Regions from separate parts of the Homo sapiens genome. Here region 1 is linked to region 2. Evidence: read pairs that join two places in POLR2A ChIA-PET (ENCODE). Cell type or tissue: MCF 10A. All regions are shown on one strand. Links, peaks and the distances in the headings refer to the core of each region. The heading gives the core; the rest is flanking DNA.

Evidence for each region. Peaks named below come from ENCODE experiments on the same cell type or tissue, not always from the same donor. Only the 100,000 strongest peaks of a DNase experiment are listed, where the experiment ranks them.
Region 1: POLR2A ChIA-PET joins it to region 2 with 36 read pairs; 2 of 35 experiments call an interaction of 5 or more read pairs at or near these places.

Annotation. Positions count from the first base shown.
Region 1 is chr5:96,488,099-96,496,440 of GRCh38, reverse strand. The region is part of intron 4 of LOC101929710 (a long non-coding RNA gene); the gene reads right to left. It also overlaps a transcript of CAST not described here and the pseudogene LOC102724070. Among named protein-coding and RNA genes, the nearest start is that of PCSK1, 59 kb to the right of the region's middle. In MCF 10A, for the core only: no CTCF peak of the experiment used is centred there; a DNase peak (open chromatin) is centred at 3,560.
Region 2 is chr5:96,403,680-96,412,021 of GRCh38, reverse strand. It overlaps PCSK1 (proprotein convertase subtilisin/kexin type 1), which reads left to right. Exons shown (of 14, transcript NM_000439.5): 8 at 1,036-1,248; 9 at 3,699-3,799. All of the region lies in intron 4 of LOC101929710 (a long non-coding RNA gene), which reads right to left. It also overlaps a transcript of CAST not described here. Among named protein-coding and RNA genes, the nearest start is that of PCSK1, 25 kb to the left of the region's middle. In MCF 10A, for the core only: no CTCF peak of the experiment used is centred there; DNase peaks (open chromatin) are centred at 2,801, 3,021, 3,371, 3,501 and 1 weaker place.

The DNA.
Region 1 (8,342 bases), core at 160-8,159, 84 kb before region 2:
CACCTCTATCTTGATGTAACAGGGTTGATCAAGAAAATTAGAAGCCGAGGGGCCAGAAAGCTAATTTCCTTAAATGCAACAAAAAGAAAAGTTTTTCCAACTACCCCTGTGCAATAAGAAATATTTCTTTCAAGTACCAATTTCTTCAACTGTACAATGAATTATAATTTGAAGATTTTTGAAAATAATAGAGTAACAACAAAATATGATAAAATTAAAACTATATGAAAATAGAGTAAATGGAATAATAATTCAAATAAAGACTAAAATAAAATGACATTTATTATGGATTTTGTAATCAGTACACAATTATATACTTAAATTTTACTTTATAGACATAAGATTACAGCCAAGGAGGTTAATTTCAAATTTTATGACCAGCCACTTGTATTTTTTTATCACATATGAAAATATTCACTCTTACTACTTTACTTCAAACAGTGACCTATAAATTTATTTAGACAATAATAATTAAAGGCCTTTTCTTTTTCAGGACAATAAAAAAATTAAAGGACATTGAAAATACTGCTAAAGAAACTTCACTTCTTGATTATGGCCTCTGCATTGAAGATCTGTAGCAATTATTTTAATTAATTTTCAAATCTTCCCACAGCCTCTCTGTTCAAAGAAATATTATCTTGAAATAATTTTTGTGAATACAAATCAAAAATTGATCCACAAGACAATTCTACTATAAAGACACATGCACACTTAGGTTTATTACAGCACTATTTACAATAGCAAAGACTTGGAACCAACCCAAATGCCCATCAATCATAGAGTGGACAAAGAAAATGTGGCACATATGCACCATGGAATACTATGCAGCCATAAAAAAGAAGGAGTTCATGTTCTTTGCAAGGACATGGATGAAGCTGGAAACCATCATTCTCAGCAAACTAACACAGGAACAGAAAACCAAACACCGCATGTTTTCACTCATAAGTGGAGCTGAACAATGAGAACACATGGACACAGGGAGGGGAACATCACACATCAGGGCCTATTGGGGAGTGGAGGGAAAGAGGAGGGAGAGCATTAGGACAACTACCTAATGCATGCGGGGCTTAAAACCTAGATGACGGGTTGATAGGTGCAGCAGACCACCATGGCGCATGTATACCTGTGTAACTAACCTGCATGTTCTGCACATACATCCCAGAACTTAAAGTAAAAAAAACAAAAAACAAAAAACAGTTGATCTACAAAACAGTATTACAAGTCACTTATTTTAACAAGTCTGCTAAATATTTTCTGCATGAGTTTTCTTGATTACAATATATTGATAACATGGACACACTTTTTTTTTTTTTTTTTTGAGACAGTCTCGCTCTGACGCCCAGGCTGGAGTGCAATGGTGCGATCTCCGATCTCGGCTCAGTACAACCTCCGCCTCCCGGGTTCAAGCGATTTTACTGCCTCAGCTTCCCGAGTAGCTGAGACTACAGGCGCCCACCAACACACCTGGCTAATTTTTTTGTATTTTTAGTAGAGACGGGGTTTCACTGTGTTAGCCAGGATGGTCTCGAGCTCCTGACCTCGTGATCCGCCCGCCTTGCCCTCCCAAAGTGCTGGGATTACAGGCGTGAGCTACTGCGCCCGGCCAACGCACTTTTAATATAACAGAATATTTAGTTACATCAGTTTCCCATCCACCTGCTAAAATCATTTAATGATTGTATTGGTCATTCCCACTGATTGGTGGGAACTCTTATACTAATGGTTCCCATAATTTCCACTGCATTATTTTTCTTGCCAGACTTAGTTCATTTGCAGCCTGAAGAATCGCTCTTCTATTGGGCCACCTTGAAGTTGGTCTTCTAGTTCTTTAACATCTGGTTCCACTTCAGCCATAGCCAGCTTATCATTTGTAATCTGTTCTGTATGCTTTTTATATGCTTCATTTTTAGGGATTTGCTAAAGAATATCAAGAGTCTTTGTGTACAATATTCTTAGCCTCTCATGTAGGCTCTTTCATAAAGCCAATGGTGTTCCTCAGTGTCTGATTCTGTTCTTGCTATTCCATGCTCTCCTTGCCACCATGTCTTTATATCAAAACTTTTACTATCATTTACAGGAAAAAATAAATCTCAACCTCAGCTTAAGTGATAACTCTTATTTTAAATTCTGGCTCTTTTAAAGTTATGGATAAGGAGGGGTCCTTCATACATACTGAAAGCTACCCACCACAAGTTACCATTACTTTTATATTGCATTGCTACAAGGTAGTTCATCGCCTCTGAGAAACTTGAGGTTCTTTTCTTGTTATCTGGGGAATGGTTCAGCCTCTGTTTGCTTGGAATTGCTTTTGTTGGGCTATCCCCAACTCTTCTCTGTCCTTTACCTCCATTCAATGAGGGATTAGAATAAGTTTATTTATTTATTTAGTTAGTTAGTTAGTTATTTTGAGACGGAGTCTTGTTCTGCTGCCCAGGCTGGAGTGCAGGGGCATGATCTTGCTCACTGCAGCCTCTGCCTCCCAGGTTCAAGCGATTCTCCTGCCTCAGCCTCCCAAGTAACTGTGATTACAGGTGTGCACCACCGTGAGTGACTAATTTTTGTTTTTTTAGTAGAGACAAGGTTTTGCCATATTGGCCAGCCTGGTCTCGAACTCCTGACCTCAGGTGATCCACCTTGTCCTCCCAAAGTGCTGGGATTACAGGCATGAGACACCGTTCCTGGCCTAAAATAAGTTTAGGCACTGCTGAAGAGAAAGAGCAGGCATGTTTTATATTTTGATGCTTTTCTTGGTTAATTTCAATGAATTTCTTCATTGCAAAGAAACATGGACTCTAAACTACTTCCTGTGTAACACCATTAAACCTCCTTCCTGCTGAGATTCAAGCCTGGAGTCTCACAGTACACCCAGCATGATGCTTGGGTTGGTGGGGATACATACTGGTTTAGAATTTCCAAGGGACTGAGCTACAGTGGAGTTTATTTTTGCAGCCTGCCCAACTTCCAACTGGGGAGTTGCAATTTAATTAGTGAAAAAGCTGAGCCACTTTTCCTTATTCTCTCTCTGTGAAGAGGCAAGATGGCGGTAGGACTAGATTGCAGGACAAAGGGACTCTTCACTCTATTCCTTACCTGGGAGGGCAAAGCACTTTATCTAGGGTGAAGAGGAGAAAAAAATGAACAAAAGTTCAACCTTAAAGAGAAGTGAAAATGGCATAAAAAATGTTATGAAACGAATATAAAAATGGTAATTCCAAAATAAAAATAGATCAGAGTTAGATATTTTTACATGTAGGAATCTGTGACTTCCTGAATGGTAACCACTTTTTCCATGGTTTAAAAAAATAAATCAGTGACTTATAAAGCACTGTTTCTATCCTCCAATTTAGGAAGAACATTTGGTGTATAGAAAATAAAATTATCTGTAGCTTTTATCTGTAGCTTTACTGTATTGACCTTTTAAAGTATTTTTTTGTTTGTTTTTGTAAAAACGGGGCCATTTTTATGTGACATAAACATTTTTAAAAGTGTTTTCACCACTCCCAAGTCAATCGTCCTGTTATTTTGGACTCTAACCTGCGTCATTTGATTTCACTGAAACGCTTGGGGCATCTCTATTGCTACATTGCTGTAATTAATCATTTCCTTTTCAGTTAATCTGGCATGGGGCCTCTCTTTAGCCAGACATAGATGTCTCCTCTTCTCAGCTCATATTTTTTAGTTTTATCTACTTCCATGTGTGTTCTCCATTGGAGTTTATTTTTGTCATTTGGTCATTCATTATGTGATGACAGGAGGGTGGGAAGAAAGGTAATTGGCTGGTAGGTGTCTTGATCAAGAGGAAATCCCGATCATATTTATTTTTAAGAAGAAGAAAAAGAAACCAGAATACACAAGAAATAACTTCCAAAGATTCAAATAACTAGGAGGAGAGCTTTCCTATGTAAGCGAAAAGCTTTGATGACAATGTTTTCTTAGGGGGCTAACATACTAAATAGAATAGAAATAGACCCCAGTAGCTGATATGAGTTGGATGCAAAACTTCCATAGAGTTTCAGGAAAAAAAATGCTTTTATTATAGAAAATGTAAAACATACAAAACTAGAGAGACTAATATATTGAGACAATAGAAAGTAATGAAATATACTCAAGACCCAACTTAAGCAATTGTCACTTTCCACGGATCTCTTAATTTTTTATCTTCTAAATAGGACTTCCCTGCAACTTCAACTGGTCAAACTTTAAGGGAATCAAAGCCTCCCTCAAACGAGGGTAAGTGGCAGCCTTGAAGATTCCTACAAAATGCTTTTTTAAAAGGTGAATTATTTTATTTAAGCATGCATGCATGCATACATAAAGACAAATACACAAATAAAATGTATAGCTCAAGGATCCTTTATTAACTACGTGTATCTCTGTGACTAACTCCTAGGTCAAGAAACAGAATATTACCAGCATCCCAGAGTCCCCCTGTGCCTTCTTCTAGTTATTAGCTCCTCTGGAGATGAATGTTATACTGGCTCTGTCCCAATACATTAGTTTTGCCTGTTTTAGAACTTCATATAAGTGATTGAATCGTATACTATGTACAAGGTTGCATCTGGCAACTTTCTCGCCAATTATGTTTGAGAGATTCATTGTAGTTTTAGTTCATCTTCATTGCATATAGTGCACCATTGTAGGGATACAGCACAATTTATTTATCATTCTACTGTTGATAGACATTGGGATTGTTTTTAATTTGGGGTTATTACAAATGCTGCTACTATGACTATTCCTATGCACATATTCCTATTTACATTCCTGTTGGGCATATATCTAGGGATGGAATTACTGTGTCACAGGAATATAATCAACTTAAATAAATACCGTCAGTTTTCTAACATGGTCATTTCTATTTACATTGCCACATGCGGTACATAACCTCATCAGGATATGGTATTGTTGGTCTTTTTAATTTTTTTTTTTTTTTTTTTTTTTTTTTTTTTTTTTGAGATGGAGTCTCGCTCTGTCCCCCAGGCTGGAGTGCAGTGGCGTGATCTCGGCTCACTGCAAGCTCCGCCTCCCGGGTTCACGCCATTCTCCTGCTTCAGCCTCCCGAGTAGCTGGGACTACAGGCGCCCGCCACCACACCCGGCTAAGTTTTTTTTTTGTATTTTTTAGTAGAGATGGGGTTTCACCGTGTTAGCCAGGATGGTCTCGATCTCCTGACCTCGTGATCCACCCGCCTCGGCCTCCCAAAGTGCTGGGATTACAGGCTTGAGCCACCGTGCCCGGCCTGGTCTTTTTAATTTATGTCACTCTGGTGAGTGTACAGATATATCACATGTACTTTTAATTTGCAATTTCTGGCTAATGAGGTTGAATACTTTCATGTTTCGATATTCTCTTTTGTAAAGTGCCTCTTTTGCTCTTTTGCCTATTTTTTTCTGTTGGTTTGTGTGTCTTTTCCTTATTGATTATAAGAGTTATATATTCTTGAAAAATATGAGCCATTTGTCAGACATTTGTGTTGCAAATACCATTTCCCACTGAATGACTTACCTTTTCATGGCCACTGGTTTTTTGTTTTGTTTTTTAGATAAATACAACTTTTTCATTTTTATTTTTAAAATTTCTGGTACCTTTTGTATCCTATTTAATAAACTTTCATTTATTCCAAAATAATCTCTCATGTTTTCTTCTGAAAGTTTTATTGTTTTGCACTTCATATTTAGATCTACAATTTATCTGGAGTTGATTTTTTTAGTAGTATCAGGTAGGAGGTTCAGATTTATGTTTTTCCTATATAGGTATGCAATTAATTTAACATAATTTGTTGTGATGACAAATCCCCACTTCTCTGCTATATGATTTTTGTCATTTGTATTCTTATATATGTGGGTCTGCTTCTGGACTCCCTATTCTATTCCATTAGCCTATTTGTATATGATTATGCCAATACTACACTGTTGCTCTAGCTTTATAATTTGCCTTGGCAGTGGATAGAACTCCTCTTCCAATTTTGCAGTTCTTCTTCTAGACTGACTATGACTTGCTATACTTAGTCCTTTGCATTTCACATGCATTTTGGATTACTATATCAATTTGTCTGTTTACATACACACACACACACACACACACACACAGACACACACATATACACACAACACCCCTCTGCTGAAATTTGTATTGGGATTGTATTGAGTATTTGGATCACTTGGTTAGGGGCCAGTTGGGTTCTTTGTGTATGGCAGGTGGGCAACTGCAGGCAGAGGAGGCTGGAAAGGTAAGTGGGCCTAGATAAGGCAGGGCACAAAAGAGGATGTTAGGTATTTTGAACTTTGTTCCAAGAACAGAGAGAAGCAGGGGAGTGTTGACAATTGTTGATCATACTTATATGGCCCTTGCCAGTGGTTGGCTTTGTGAAGCTAGAATTCTGCTTTGTAGAAGTGTAAAGCACCCAGAAAGCACATATGTCCAGATGTCATTTCTTACAAAGTCCAGTCTACAGCTGCATTATCCTCTTCATTACTATTTAAAATTACATAGAAGTGACTTCTAGAGGATGAAGTCCATCTCAAAAACATAGCTCCTTTCTTATTCACAGCCTCAAATTAATTGTTCTTAGACTAAGTGGTACTAATAACCCACAGTCAGTTTAATGGCCTCTGTATCTATGTGACAGGAATGCCGTCTCATAGCCCAGCTGTGTAGAGAGAGCAGGGCATCTTCACGGGGTTGTTGGAGCCTATTGTCTAAGTAGTATCTTTATAGCCTCTCAGCAAACAGGAAGAGCTACATCCCCTAGACAGCTGTGGTTTTTGATAGTCTTGGGGAGGGGGTCATGCTGGGAAAGACAGGAAGGAGAAGAGAAGCATGCAAATTGAGTCCTACATAACTTTTACATCCAATATGAGCCAGGATTCATATGTGCTCATATTGAGTGTCCCTGGGTCCTCTACCCTCTCCTGATTATGGATTTGTGTAGCATATGTAAGTCTGTGTATGCATATATATAATACATACAATTTTGAAAATGTAGAGAATTATACACGATTATCAACCAGGAGAGCTATTCCCTTCATAATCAATGAGGACATCACTCTCTGTGGTTGTGCATTACTCAATCAGCTCATTTGTAAATGCAGCCCTGCTGCCATTATGAATTTCTTTACTGATGGAAGAAGATGCCAGCCCAAGTTACTCTTCAGGCATCCTTTGATCTGCCTCAATTTGGCTTAAAAAGCAGAACAGAAATAATTGTGGTGATGAGTCTATTGGAACCTAAATCTACACGTCAAAAAACAAGACAAGAGTTTGTAATTATCCTCTTCAATCCTCTCTTTTCCTTAGTCTGTCCAAAGAGCTGGATGGCTGAGCATGTGCTGTGTAAACTGAAGGGGTTTTCCAGGAGCTTTCTGAATCCAATTACTAGTAACAAGTTCTTCTGAAGTCAAGTTTGCACAAAAGTGGTCAGATCTGGTGTCAAATCCAGGTCTCCATTCTATGCCCTCTTCCTTAAAGCCAAGTTGCCCTTTGTGGTCCTTGGTATCATTTCCTACATAAATATCTTGGTTTGTGCCATTTTCATTTATCATTGAAATTTTAGTAGAGTTGAGCCTCAAAAAGAGAGAGTTTGGATCTTGTTCTTATTTCTCCCCAAATGAGCATTTTTAATTTTCTGAGTAAATTTACTAAACTTTTCTTAATGCCAGGACATTGGGAAGAGAAGACTTTGTTCGGTTGTAGAAGATTCTGTTACATCCTTCCTCAAAGACAATGATTACCACTTACTCGTGGTGCATTTGCATACCTTCAAAAATCCAAGAAAGGAAACGGAGTCCTCTCCACTGAAGATCTACTCTAAGGGATCTGCTGCCTCCATTCAGACACAACTATCTGGAAGCTTCTCAAGACTGAAAAAAGTTACATCTCACTAGCTACACGACAATATGTAAAGTATTTGGCAATGTGCCTTGTTAAGCATTAAAGAAATGGCAGTTATTATTAAGCTGTCACTATTTTGAAGTTTTGCATTTTTTGACATTGAAAATATAAGATGAAACAAATAGTAAAATAAGGGAAGAGGAGGTTCATCAATGTATATTTTGCAAATACTTAGGGTTTTTTTTTAGCTGTTTCTTTTTAAAAATTCTGGATATCATTAAATGCTGGTGGTGACTTTTTATCATGCAGGAAGAAATATGTGAGTTCTATTTGTCACAGAACACTAAATCCCCAGGAAAAGGGACTACAATTCTCTAAGTCTCTTATGCTTACTTCAAACCTGTGTTAGACTATTGAGTTAAGGACAACTCTGTCCATACACACTGAATTAGCAAGCAAGTAACTTTTCTCTAAGGACTTGTTTTTCCCAACCTCACTTGATTCTGTTCTGAAGC
Region 2 (8,342 bases), core at 124-8,123:
AGGTGTAACTAGGTTGCACTGTTCTGCAACCTAGTTTAGACAGTGAAACTGTGGTCTCAACTTAGATGCCTATAGTCCCAGCTACTCGGGAGGCTGAGGCACAAGAATTGCTTGAACCCAGAAGGCGGAGGTAGCAGTGAGCTGAGATTGCAGCATTGCACTCCAGCCTGGGTGACAGAGTGAGACCCTGCCTCAAAACTAAATATAAATAAATAAAATGAATTTTCCCTATTTGGGTCTGAGGTTGAATGGAAATTTATTACTTTTAGCATATTTATTTTAAAAGTGCTTCTGGACATTTCTTTCTCCTTACTCATTTTCCTGCTGCTTTTGGGTTTTTACACTAGTAAAAAACTACTCAGTCTTCTTCCAAGCGCGGAAATGCTTTTCAAATATAGAAACGTGTTGCCTTCTGCTCTGCACGTGCCTGTTGAATACCTGTGCCTTGGTTGGATTGCTCTGTCACTTGGGTTTACTGTATTCTTGCACAGATTCTAAAGCCTTGTGCTCCATAAGATGAAACAAAAGTAGAAACTCTGGAGAGCACAAATTGAAAAATCATAGAAAGGGCGGCTTTGACGAGTTCCATTCAATTGAAGAGTCCCTTTTAATGCAGCTGCAAGGCAGATCTGAATAATTCCTAATTTTGTCATTCTATCAGTCAGCCAGAAGATTGAAGCAGAAAGAAAGAGAGGAAGTTCAAAGATTTAAGTGCAGTGACATAAACTAAGAGAAGGGTGGAAAAATATGAGCAAGTGCAAAACGCTAGATTATGAATCTGCATAAGAAAGAAAAGCGTGTGCTCAGCCCTACCCCAGGAGGGCCCAGAGACTGGCAGGGCCAGAGTCCAGTGGCTTATAATACACAGCCTTGTGAGATTTCCAATATCGAAGCCAAAAGATCTGGAATTGAAAATAGATCCCAAATAGCTGTCTCTGAGAATTTCACACATGTAGTCGTTGGGGATTTTATTGGGATATAACAATGACCCCAATAGATGATAACAGATAATATGCATTCTGGCTTTTCCTTTAGGGGAGACAGGGGAAGGGGTCCATCTTCGTCTGGGCTTCGGGAAACGGGGGGCGTCAGGGAGATAATTGTGACTGTGATGGCTACACAGACAGCATCTACACCATCTCCATCAGCAGTGCCTCCCAGCAAGGCCTATCCCCCTGGTACGCTGAGAAGTGCTCCTCCACACTGGCCACCTCTTACAGCAGCGGAGATTACACCGACCAGAGAATCGTATGTTGCTTTTGTCTAATTCTCTCTGCTTAGTTAGGAGAGCGTGGCATGCATGTGAAATGATTCCCCTAACTGACCTTTGGTACGACTGATTCGCTTAAGCTTGATGTCTCAGTTGGGAGAACTCACACTTACTCACTTGAAAGGCTGGCATCCATCAGAAAGTTTTCTCTCCAGGGATAATGACACTTCTGCCAAGATGATCTTCCCCTCTGTCATTTTTAAACCCAGCCTTGAGAAGCCACCAAACCTGTCATTACACACAGCGGAGACTCCAAATGTCTTTTCTGCTTGTCTGATGCCTCCCTGGAAACAGCCTTAAAGGAGATCTCAGGGTTGTAGGGGCTTTATCACCCTTGTACTTGCTGATCCTTTAACAGCAGGGATATAGTCTGACCTGCCCTGTCGCAGATGATAAAAATACAGAGTCTACACCAGCTATGTCTCCTAAGAATGGATGACCTGCAGGAAAATAGCAGTTTCAGTGTCCCCTGAGGTGAACTGCTCAGCATCTGGGTAAGCAGCTCGGGGAGGTCGTATGCTCAGAGAGCTCCTCCAGCCCACGCTTGCCTGCGCCTTTGCTTCCATGAGTCAGACGGCCAAGGGCAATTACTGGATTTCCCTTCAAGGGCATGACGATGGAGGGGCATTTAGGGGCTTTGAGAACAAAGGGAGACACCTTTAATTTAAAAAATGTAAGGCCCCCAATTTAACTCCTGACACAGAAAGGACCAACTAGCTAAAGTATATAGATCCTATCTCAGTGAAATAGCAGGTCATGATCTAATTAGAGGGTGGGTGAACCCTATAATAATGACCTTGGAATGCGTGCAAGATTCCTATTAATGGCATCTCAACAAAATTGTCAACACGAACATCTTCTTCATACAGGATCACTTCTGCAAGCTAGTTTAGACAGTAAAGCTGTGGTCTCAACTTAGAAGTGTGGGCCTGCTTCTCACGCGCATCTCTTCAGCTACTCAAGTAATAGACAGTGGCATTCTACCGAGGGGTTTTATGGCAGGCACATTTTAAAGGGTTTGAAAGGGGCATATCAGACATCTGCCCCACTTGTCTTCAGAGCCCCTGGCTGTTGTCATTTCCCTGGGTGTCCAGAGCTGCCTTTAGAAAATGGCCTGTTGGGCATTTCAGAATCACCATTTCACAGACTGTTCCTTATCTTGGGTAACCTGCACTGAAGCAGAAGAAAGATTTTCTATCTTTGTAAAACTCCCTCCTTAAGAAAGCCAGCCTTAGGAGAGACAGCTGGTGGATTCTATTTGAGACAGTCTCAGTAACATAACCTTTTTCTTACGCAAACCTTTTCCTCAGCATAGTCATCTCTGGGGGCTTGCTTGCGTCAACAGGTAAAAAGGGCAACCTTGCTTCCGCAGCCCTCTGAGGAGCAGAGCCATCATAACTTGAGAAATTCAGCAACTCCAAGCAGGAAGCCAATGGAGGTGATAATAGAACAAATTATTTTTTTACACCTCCCTCCCACACATCGAAATCTCGAGCTAGAACTTCGGTGCTGGAGCCTGGGTGGGTGTCTTGTTAGTAATCCCTTGGCCCAACCAGCAGCGCCGTGGTCCTTAAGGCAGACAGGAAGTCTTTTCAGTTTCTTCCCTTCATCTCAGCAATCTCTTCATTACCCTAAAGTTAGCCAGGGTAATTCCTTACTTGCAAGAAAATTATGTAAAACTACTTTCACAGAGAACATCTCGGGTAAGTCTCGCATATGAGTCAGAAAATATAAATCGCATTTTACAGATGGGGAGCCAAATGACTTGCCCGAGGACAAATCTATTAAGTAGCAGTTAGAGAATTTGAACCCAGAACTAAGTCCAGCACACTTTCCATTTTAAAGACCCATCGTTTTCCTCAAAGTGTAAATGTGGACACCAACTCACAGGTATCAAATCTAGTTCAACAGTGAGTGCAAACTACATATTAAGCATTTTTTGTGCAAGTAGTTCAAATGGCTAAGGCCAGGATGTCTTCATATCCTTGGGCTGAAGAGGCAGCCAAATGTCAATCTGAAGGCAAAAGGGAATTTTGTATGAGACAGAATTTCTAAATATGCCAGACCAAACACAATGGACCCGATGATTAATGGGCCAGCATGATTCACAGTGATTTTGAAACTTTGTTTTTTATAGACAGCATTTCGTTTGGGAATCTCAGAAAAGAAAATATTCGTAGTGGGAGTACTTCATCCCCAGAAAAGGCATCTTGCTGCCAGAATTATAGAGAAGTTGCATATAGAGGGTGAACTAAAATATCAGCAGATGGCAAACATCCGCCTGTGGTTTAGAGGAGAAAGTAGGCAATCGAATCAGCTGAGTTTCCTGGTCATAGCAGATGCAGCCTTTGGTACAGTTAACCCCCAAGACAGGCCCACACTCCTCACGTGTTCTCCCTGCCTTTCTCTCCTTCCTGACGTCATCCAGACGAGCGCTGACCTGCACAATGACTGCACGGAGACGCACACAGGCACCTCGGCCTCTGCACCTCTGGCTGCTGGCATCTTCGCTCTGGCCCTGGAAGCAAAGTAAGGCCCAGAAAGCTTCTAATCACCTTTACAAAGGCTGATTCTCCTTATTTTTAATAACACTTTTTTTTCTGAATACATGGTTACAGGAGAAATTTTGGAATACTGCAAATAAAGATAAGCTCTTTCCTGCCACTTCGAGGTCACTAACCATAGTTAACATCTCAATGTAGATTTAATACACACACATCTTACAAAATTGGGATCTTAATATAGACGTTATTTTGTAATCTGTTTTTAAAACCCATTCTACAATATATTAAACATACTTTCTCCTGTCTAAATCAATATGCTTTGACCTTTAAAACTCATGCTATCCCTCAAATCTTCTTCCCACTCAGCTACAACGCCTTTTGTTTATTCTCTTCCAGCAGGATTTTGTTTAAATAGTTTCCAGTGGGCAGTATTAGGAACAAGTTTAAAAAACTCCTTTCTTTGAATATGTAAGCCTAGTCCTGGAGCTGATATAACCACATCAGGGGACATGAGATTTAAAGGCAGGAGTTTTATATTTTCACAGTGTTCCATTGTATAAACACAAATTTCCTTAAAGTCATCTAATCATGCTTAAACACCATTGTCAGTAAATATTAGTTGTCATCTCTGACAATTTCCTCAGGATAAACACTCAGAATTGGAATTTCTGGGTCAAAGGGCAAGCATGTTTTAATGATTTTTATATATATTGACAAGATGCTGCCTTGAATGACTATACCATTTTATATTCCCTCCAGGAATATATGTGTGAAAGTGCCAGTTTCCAAAACCCTTGTCAAAACTACTTTTATTATCTTTTAAAATATTTGCTATGTTGATAGGTGAAAATGGTATCTCATTTTAATATGCTTGTATTTAATTACTAATGAAGCTCAATATTTCATACCCTTCAGCTCTTTGTCTTCTGGGGTTGCTTCTTTATGGCCTTAGTTTTGTTTTATGGCCTTGGTTCACAAAAGCTAGATGCTTTATAAGTTTGACATTTACCTTTTAATTTGTTTCTATGTAATTTTTAATGAAATGTAGTTAATATGTATGTAGTTATGTTTGTCAGTCTGTTTCTTTAAGGCTTCTTCCTTTGCTTTTATGCTCAGAAAAAATCTTCACAACCCCAAATTAGATAAACATTAATTATATGTCTTTTATTATGGTTTCTTTACCATATTTAAATTCTAAATCCCTCTGGAATTTATTTTAGTGTATGATGTTAAAAAAAGATTTAACTTTTTTTTTCTCATAATTACCCAATAGTCCAATACTTAACACAGAGGAAAAAAATTGAACTGTCTCACACTGCACATCACAGCTTTTTATGTGTCCTCATTCCTGCTTTCTGATGTGTGGTGACAGTGAATCTTGAAATGTCAAGTCAGGTGCTATGGTTGCATATTAGAAGAAGTGATTAAACTTGTAAATTACTATTATCCTTCCTAATAAGGAGATTATCCTAGAATAAATTACATATTCTCTAGAGAGAGAACAAAGCAGTGTCCTTATGTCATATTCAGTAGACTCAGTTCGTAATAACAGAAAGGAAAAATATCTTGGCCTTTGCCATGACTGGAAAAGCCCTGAGGTTCCTGAGCCTTTGTCCAGGAGAGTCCAGTTTATCTCTAGGATCCCTGGGGCTTCCTATGGAGATGGGGTATATTCCTGGGTATCTCGGCTGTGAGATGGCTACAGTGGCTAAGCAAGGAAGTCTAGCAAGGCTCTTACCAAGAGTCCACCTACTTGGAGGGGCTGGCAAGATGTTTGGTAAGGGAAGAAGTAAATTCAGGTGCTCAATTAGAAATAGATATTGGGCCCTCCAGAAAAGCTATGTTCAGAATCTAAGTTCACTTATAATAGGAAGTAGATGGACAAAAGACAAAAATCTATGAACACAAGCTGAGACTGGCATCAGCAGATCCAAATTAACCGAGAAATAATTGTCCAAGCAGTGAAAATTGCAAGGAACACCTGGCTTCAAGTTCTAGCTCTACCACTAGCTATGTGGCCTTCGGCAAGTTAATTTACTTGTGGGGTTCAGTCTTTCCATCTATAAAATGAAGGGGTCAAACGAGACCTTTTTTTACAAACTTCTTCTCTTCCTAAGATTCTCAGAGTTGAGATTGAAAATGTCAGCCTGCATAGGTAATCCAACATGAATTGTTGGGGTCAGTGATGAGGGGTCTGGACTGGAAGAAAATAGGGTCCTATGGATTATAGGATCCTGTGCAACAGACTTATTATATTTAAGATTTCAAAACACAGACTACTACCCCAGGGAGCTGTTAAAAGAAAGCAATCTTAAAATTTTATGTCTAGAGCCTTTCTTCTCTATCCAACACCTGTCAGATGCATGTAAATATAACTAGCCGTGCCTAGCCCATCCTTGTATAGTGACCAATATAGTAGAAATATCCATCTGCTGAACAGAAGTAATGCCAATTTTATGTAAGAGCTGAAATTGTAAAAGTGCAATCCTTGGTTTCTAAAACCTCAAGGCTTCTTTTTCTGTATAGTGGAAAATGATCCTATACAGAAAATAATCCTTTCCTTTTCTTTTTCTTTTGGAGACAGTGTCTCACTCCGTCACCCAGGCTGGAGTGCAGTGGCAAGATCTCGGCTCACTGCAACCTCAACCCCTCCGGTTCAAGAAATTCTTATGCCTCAGCCTCCTGAGTAGCTGGGATTACAGGCATGTGCCACCATGCCTGGCTAATTTGATCCTTCTTTTTTCTATGTAGGAGAAAATGATCTAGGAATGATCTAGCCTCATTAATCTCAGTCTCTGATGGACAGTCTCTAAAGCAGGTGTTTCATTTCTGTGAAACACTCAGATGGGTTCCAAGGGGTCCATGAATCTCTTTGCAACTAAATGCAGAATTGCTTATAAATGTATGTATGGCATATTTCTGGGGAATGGCTTATAGGTTTCACCAGATTCTCAGTGTTCGTGATTTAAGAGATATTAAGAGTCTATGATCTCCCAGGTGCTTATCATAAGAATTTAATTCCCTTCATTTTGACTCAATTCATCAGTAAGATAAGTATGACTGATCTATCTTAACATTTATATCCTTACTGCCAAGGTACATAGAGGTTATTAAGATTTCTGTTCTCAATTGAACATTTTTCTGAACTCTATTCAATTGTCTATACCAAAGCTGAATGCCAGAATTTCTAGACATGTGACCAAGCTTTATCCCAAGGCACTCAAGAATGAGAAAATCATTTAATCATGTGCCATCCCACAGGAACAACTATGGAGACTGAAGAGCCCTTGCCTAAACTTATCAAGAATAATGGCACCCAATATTGATTAGGTTCTTACTGTAGACCAGACACAGCTGGCCTCTTTATATACAATATTAATTATAACGCTTACAACATTCTTATGACATAGAAATTATTAATTTCACCTATAAATGGGAAAAAATAAGGCTTAGAGAGGTTGAGATATATAACCAAGATCCCACAAAGAAATTCAAACTCAAGTCTCTCTGACTGCAAAGTCTGTGCTATCAGCAACCACACCTTGCAGCCTCCCACAGCCCTGTGAGGGAGAGGCAATGTTGAATGGCAGCCTATCATCTCCTCAAATAAAGGAGGGTTCGGAAGATTGAGGCTGATAAATGAACATGCATTTATGAGTTTCTTATAAGTTTTCTGTCACAAGCAGACTACTCAATATGCTGTGTTAAATGTTATATAGCCAGAGTATTGGGGAATGGGAGGAGAAAAGGAAAGGAGAAGGAATGGTTTCTGGCTGAATATGCACAAAGAAATACTTTCCTTCCCCAAAGCGATGTTTCTCAAGTACCAGCATATATAGTCATCACCTGGGGAGTTTATTTAACATGCAGGTTCCCAGGTCATTTTGCCAGCAACTATTCAGACCTTGTATCTGCCTAGGAGTTTCTGGTATTCAACCTAGGAATTCCTTTTTTAACAAATCTCCCAGGCACTTTTTAATGCTAGTAATACCTTAACCAAGTTTTGAGAAACAAATGCTATAAAGAGTTACTTTTACCACTGTGTTTTCCTACAACCTCATCCACCTGTGTTTGTGTAGAAACCCATTAGGGTAGTTAGTAGGTGTATCTTGGAGATAAATATACTAAGAGAAGAAGGAATTCCTTGCATAAATGTTTGTGGCACTATTATTATTATGTAGTGAGTATACCTAAGAAAGCTGTAGAAAATAGCCTCAGCCTTCTGAGGAGAGATCAAAAGAATCAGAATAATTTTTAATAGGTGAGGAAAATTCTGAAGTGAACCATTGAATCCCTTCACACCTTTGGAAATATTAAACAAACAGATAAGCCAAACTTCTGGTCTTATTAAAACCTGGAGAAAGAGAAATGGACTTTCAATGCTGCATGAAACCTTTGGAAAAAAATCACAACAAAAAAGTCTTGACTTAGTGGGTTGTGAAATGTTAGAAAGTCCAAGTTAGAAAAATTTTAAGATCTAGGCTAATTTAGGTATGATTAGAGGCTGAACCAGATAGCTCCTAAGACTTTTCACTCTGGAATTTTGTCTCCAAATTACATTACCTACA